2 separate regions of the Homo sapiens genome follow, and region 1 is linked to region 2. The links are chromatin contacts, found by Hi-C or POLR2A ChIA-PET in ENCODE. All regions are on one chromosome and are shown on one strand. Each heading gives the region's core, a stretch centred on a gene start or an enhancer-like site at or near the end of the contact. The rest is flanking DNA. Distances are from core to core; before and after follow the strand shown.

What was found. A loop is a pair of places that touch in the nucleus more often than their neighbours do. ChIA-PET counts read pairs that join two places held with the same protein, here RNA polymerase II (POLR2A). Pooled maps may share reads with other maps.
Region 1: a loop to region 2 is called in a map of heart left ventricle, with 5 times the contacts of the local background. The contact joins two enhancer-like sites. A Hi-C loop is called at or near these places in 3 of 168 maps with a recorded cell type or tissue (heart left ventricle, right cardiac atrium and sigmoid colon) and 2 of 50 pooled maps. POLR2A ChIA-PET finds 5 or more read pairs at or near these places in 8 of 52 experiments (CD4-positive, alpha-beta T cell, CD4-positive, alpha-beta memory T cell, activated CD4-positive, alpha-beta T cell and 4 more).

Annotation. Positions count from the first base shown.
Region 1 is chr1:116,985,585-116,988,284 of GRCh38, forward strand. PTGFRN (prostaglandin F2 receptor inhibitor) reads left to right here. Exons shown (of 9, transcript NM_020440.4): 9 at 1,217-2,700. The coding sequence ends at 1,383. Among named protein-coding and RNA genes, the nearest start is that of CD101, 15 kb to the right of the region's middle. Within about 2 kb of position 1,292, at least 5 of the 41 ENCODE cell types and tissues checked have a DNase peak (open chromatin) inside an H3K27ac peak, as active enhancers do.
Region 2 is chr1:116,950,458-116,953,157 of GRCh38, forward strand. All of the region lies in intron 4 of PTGFRN (prostaglandin F2 receptor inhibitor), which reads left to right. Among named protein-coding and RNA genes, the nearest start is that of PTGFRN, 42 kb to the left of the region's middle. Within about 2 kb of position 1,299, at least 5 of the 41 ENCODE cell types and tissues checked have a DNase peak (open chromatin) inside an H3K27ac peak, as active enhancers do.

The sequences.
Region 1 (2,700 bases), core at 42-2,541, 35 kb after region 2:
TGTAATCCCAGCTACTCGGAGGCTGAAGCAGGAGAATTGCTTGAACCCAGGAGGTGGAGGTTGCAGTGAGCCGAGATCGCACCATTGCACTCCAGCCCAGGCGACAATGGGATACTCCATCTCAAAAAAAAAAAAAAGAGACTCCTTCTGGAGTCAGTGGCACAGAGTGGGTACTTCACGGAGCCCCAAGATGGGAGGATGAGCTCCCAGCCTCGTTGGCCCACGATGAACACCAGGGTCAACCTAACTAGACAGTCAGAGCTTTGTTCCTTGAGCATCCCAGAGTGGGGACAGTTGTTCCTTGGTTTACAAAAAACATGTCTCCTTTGTGGAAAATTTCAGAAAGTACATGTTAGTCGAAATAACTCCATAAAGAGAATTAAAGTCCAGGGGCCTCCGAGGATGAGTAAAAGCCTTTTGAGTGTTTCCCTAGTGATCAGTCAGATGGAAATTGGAGCCCTAGCTCTTCCACAGACTACTTAGCCTTTCTGATCCATTTTCTCTCGTAAAATGGGATAATAGTCTTCTATGGGGCTATTTCGAAAATTAAACCTTAGCAAACGTAAAGCACCTAGCCCAGTGGCAGCGTCCACCCAAGGAGCATGGGTACTTATGGGGAAAGGAAGGTGGGATTTCAAGGGTGGAGTCTAAATGGTGTTTGTGCATTTCTGACACTTAAATCATCTGTACCATATTTTGCATCTTAGGAATTCCTTGCTTGAAGTAACTCCGTATAAAAACCCAGATTTAACAAACAGGGGAGTGATTATTCACTTTGCTAGATAATTTAGTATAGTGTTACTTAAAATAGCTCCCTTAGTACACTTCAGTTATTTGATGCATAGGATTGATTTATGCATGGTTTTTTTAAGGATGCATCTGCTGCTGAACGTGCGGTGCCCTTATACTGACTTTTAAAAATCAATCTTTTGCCAAAACCCTAAAAAGCAAGTTGACATTCAAAGGCATCGAGTGAAATCTTCTTTGTGGTTTTTATTCTCCCCGCAGAGCTGGGTAGGAAGACATTTGCTCATTTTTGTGACAGATAAGGCTGAGCTTCTCCTGTCTCCAGTGGTGTGCTAGGTGCTAGATGCAGGAGGAATGAGACCTTATCTCTCGGGAGATCCTGCTCCAGTGGGGAAGGGAGGCGAGGGTGCCCCCAAAGCGGCCTCCCTCGCAGCACTGACTGGCTTCCCCTTTGATCTCTCCCTCCCAGTGCTGAACGCCTTCAAGTATCCCTTGCTGATCGGCGTCGGTCTGTCCACGGTCATCGGGCTCCTGTCCTGTCTCATCGGGTACTGCAGCTCCCACTGGTGTTGTAAGAAGGAGGTTCAGGAGACACGGCGCGAGCGCCGCAGGCTCATGTCGATGGAGATGGACTAGGCTGGCCCGGGAGGGGAGTGACAGAGGGACGTTCTAGGAGCAATTGGGGCAAGAAGAGGACAGTGATATTTTAAAACAAAGTGTGTTACACTAAAAACCAGTCCTCTCTAATCTCAGGTGGGACTTGGCGCTCTCTCTTTTCTGCATGTCAAGTTCTGAGCGCGGACATGTTTACCAGCACACGGCTCTTCTTCCCACGGCACTTTCTGATGTAACAATCGAGTGTGTGTTTTCCCAACTGCAGCTTTTTAATGGTTAACCTTCATCTAATTTTTTTTCTCCCACTGGTTTATAGATCCTCTGACTTGTGTGTGTTTATAGCTTTTGTTTCGCGGGGTTGTGGTGAGGAAGGGGTGATGGCATGCGGAGTTCTTTATCTTCAGTGAGAATGTGCCTGCCCGCCTGAGAGCCAGCTTCCGCGTTGGAGGCACGTGTTCAGAGAGCTGCTGAGCGCCACCCTCTACCCGGCTGACAGACAACACAGACCTGTGCCGAAGGCTAATTTGTGGCTTTTACGACCCTACCCCACCCCCTGTTTTCAGGGGTTTAGACTACATTTGAAATCCAAACTTGGAGTATATAACTTCTTATTGAGCCCAACTGCTTTTTTTTTTTTTTTTTTTGCTTCTCTGCCCCTTTTCCATTTCTTTTGTATTTGTTTTCTGTGAGAGCACTGAAATGGCAGCCCTGGAATCTACAATTTGGCTCTCCACTGAGCACCTTATCTTGCCACCTTAGCCTTAAGAATGAATATGAAGAAAAATACACAGCCACCTCTGTCCAGGGCAGTAAGAAGGGCTGCAAGGAAGGGGAGGATGGGGACAAGGAAAGGATCAGATACCTGCTCCAGTAGTTGTGAGGCCACTGTGTCTCAGGGGACTCCAGGAGGAGCAGAAGAGGGATCCCACGAAGTTATTCTTACGCAGCTGGGGCCAGGAGGGTCAGAGTGGTGCCAGGTGCAAGTTAGGCTAAAGAAGCCACCACTATTCCTCTCTCTTGCCCATTGTGGGGGGCAAAGGCATTGGTCACCAAGAGTCTTGCAGGGGGACCCACAGATATGCCATGTCCTTCACACGTGCTTGGGCTCCTTAACCTGAAGGCAAATTGCTACTTGCAAGACTGACTGACTTCAAGGAATCAGAAATTACCTAGAAGCACCATGTTTTTTCTATGACCTTTTCAGTCCTTCAGGTCATTTTAAGGTCCACTGCAGGGGGTTAGTGAGAAAGGGTATACTTTGTGGTATGTTTTGCTTTCCTAATAGGGACATGAAGGAAACCCAGCAATTTGCTGTTATGTGAATGGCCTGTAGAGCAG
Region 2 (2,700 bases), core at 49-2,548:
TGCCTGAGCCCTGATAAAGGCATTTGGCATTGCTCTGATTATTAGCAGGCAAAACAGATCTTTAAAGGCCAGGAAACCATTTCCTCCTTTGTCTGATTCTTCTGCTATGACCTCCAACTCATACTTATCTATTCCTTATCTCTGCATGGAAATCTTCTCTTGGGTTAGTGGCATATTCGCTCTCCTTTTTTTTTTCCTCCCCAGTAAGCCTTTATTTGGCAAAGATGGGGAGTTGGCCAGTGGAGACAGAGGGGGCAGGGAGAAGAAGAGCAATGAGAGTAAGCGGAAGGGACAATCCGATTCCGATGGAGACGAGGCAGGGTGTTCATCAGCCCTGTTAGCAAAGTAATCCTTTGATATCTGAAAAGTAAAAGAAGCGGGGTTTATCTGGCAAGCTTTTTATTCCTGCCGTCTGAACCCCATGCAAGAGAGTCACTATGAAGTACTGAACTGGAACAATGTTGGCCCAGCTAGAACTCTCCTTAGCAACCTTCAAAATAAAACAGATGTTGTCAGCACCAAAAGAAGATTTTTCATCTCTGGAGCTGAATTTGTCTCACAGCTCTGATCCTTAGTGTATTGTATGGTGCTGTCAAATCCCAGCACTGGCTCTCCGTACCCGCTCCCCCTTCAGCTTCTGAATCCCAACTCGAGGACTTTTTTTTTTTTAATTGAAAGTGCTGCTTGCACTCCAATTTGAGGCTTCTTTGAAGTACGTGTGCATTGATCCCGGCATACCCGGGGGGAGATGCAGGGACTGTCAGACAACAGGAGCGGAGCTCTAGGAGGAATGGGCTCCTTTAACTGGAAGGGATTTGTTGGTAGCTGTGTTCTCCAGAGAGTGAAAAGAAATAAAGAGACTAAATTGTGGAAAAGGCTCAGTTACTATCCAAAGGATCCCGTCATTTGTTTTCCTTTGGAGTGCTACTACCATTGTGAAAGTCATCAGTGTGCTTTTCCTGACTGATGCTAACAGATACAGAACCTGCACCTTCCCTGCTGCTTTGCATGTAATAAGCACTCAATAAATATTAGCTGAACGGGTAAATAAACCAGTACCCACACATGGATTTTGTTAAAATATGTGCATAGGAAAGCTAGAATTGCTAAGAAAGCAGTAATGTTCAACTCCTAGGATATTCAGAGATATTTGCCCCTGAGTAAACCTAACGAAAGAGCGAGTAGTATGAAAAACAATTGCATTCTTTTTTTTTTCTTCCTCTTAAGACTTCTCCTCCTTCCCTGTGCCTATGACTCAGACCATTACAGCTGCTTGGACACTTGTCAGGAGCGGGTAGGGCATGAGCATAGCAGCAGACCCTTCTCAAAGACTTCCCCGCTGGACTCTGTCCAGAAGCCAGTGAGCCTGGCCTGACACTCCATGGTTGTCTCTAGATATGTAATGTGCATGTATATGCGTACGGATACCATACCACATACAACTTGGGACCAATATAAGGTAACCGAGAAGTGACCAAAAAAGATAGACAGACAACCTGACAAGCACTCTGTTGATATAGGTGGTCTTAGGTCATGTAACTCTGGAATGTTGTCACAGAAAAGTTTTCGAGAGAGTTGGTTTGCTACACAGGTAAAATGCAAAACTCAGTTTTGCCACTTGACAGATTAAAATGAATAATTACCATTTATTGAGCATCTACTGTGTGCCAGGCACTGGACTAAGGACCTTATATGCATTAAATGTTCAATGTGAAAATATTTTTGGCCTTGGGACTCAGCTTCATTCCTGAAACTCCAGAGCATAGTCCTAAGAGCTGGGTAGTTCTTGTCTTCATTTGCTTGGGGCTTGTGTACTGAGCTAGGTGAGGGGATTGAAGCTGATTGGGGTCTTCTAGAGTTCCACTGTGCTAAGCAGGAAGACGGGGCAATGACATGAATGGGCCTGGCAAGTCCAGAGCACTTGCAGCCACTGAGAGGATCATGATAATGTTTTAGATGTTGAGAAAAAACCTCTTTTACTTAGAATGTATGTCCTACTTTAAAGGGAAAGAAAAAAAAGATTTAAGTTGGCTTGCAAAATGAGGTACAGTTTAAAGCAGGAGACATAAAATCAAGATCAAAAGGGTAAAAGAAGAATAGATATTGCAAGGTGGTTGGTATGAATTAGTTATTATATTTGAGCACTGAATTTGCCTCTGAAGTTCTGAAGAGTTGAGACAAAAAAAAAGATGTGATTATACAGTTCTCCTCTGAGGAAGGAAAACATTAACTCTTTCAGCAAGACAAACTTTCTCTTGGCATTGAATTTATCATGTGCTTTTTCATTTTGGGGCATTGGAAAAGATAATAGACAGGGCTTTCAACTGTTCTTTTACAAAAGGCCCTAAATGATGGTTTAAATGGATGTTTCTTATATCCACCCTCTATAAAAGCTGAGGACATAAATCTTAAGTGTGTGAAGGGTTTCTGTAAGAAGCTCAATTACTATGGGGGACAAATGATGCTTTGTGTTGATCCAATTTAGTATATGTCTAAAACAGAGAACCTAGCAGAATGGCTAGTTAATCTGCACATTAAGCCATCTCCTTCTGCTATCAGATGTCTTAAATGAGCCTTTGGCAAGAGTTGGATACTAATCAGTTCATGGTTGAACTCTGCCCGAAGTACCAGACTTCTGTGGCGTTAATTGGAAGGGGTTCCACAGGCTTTGGATATAAGAGCTGGAGGAGGCAGAGTTGA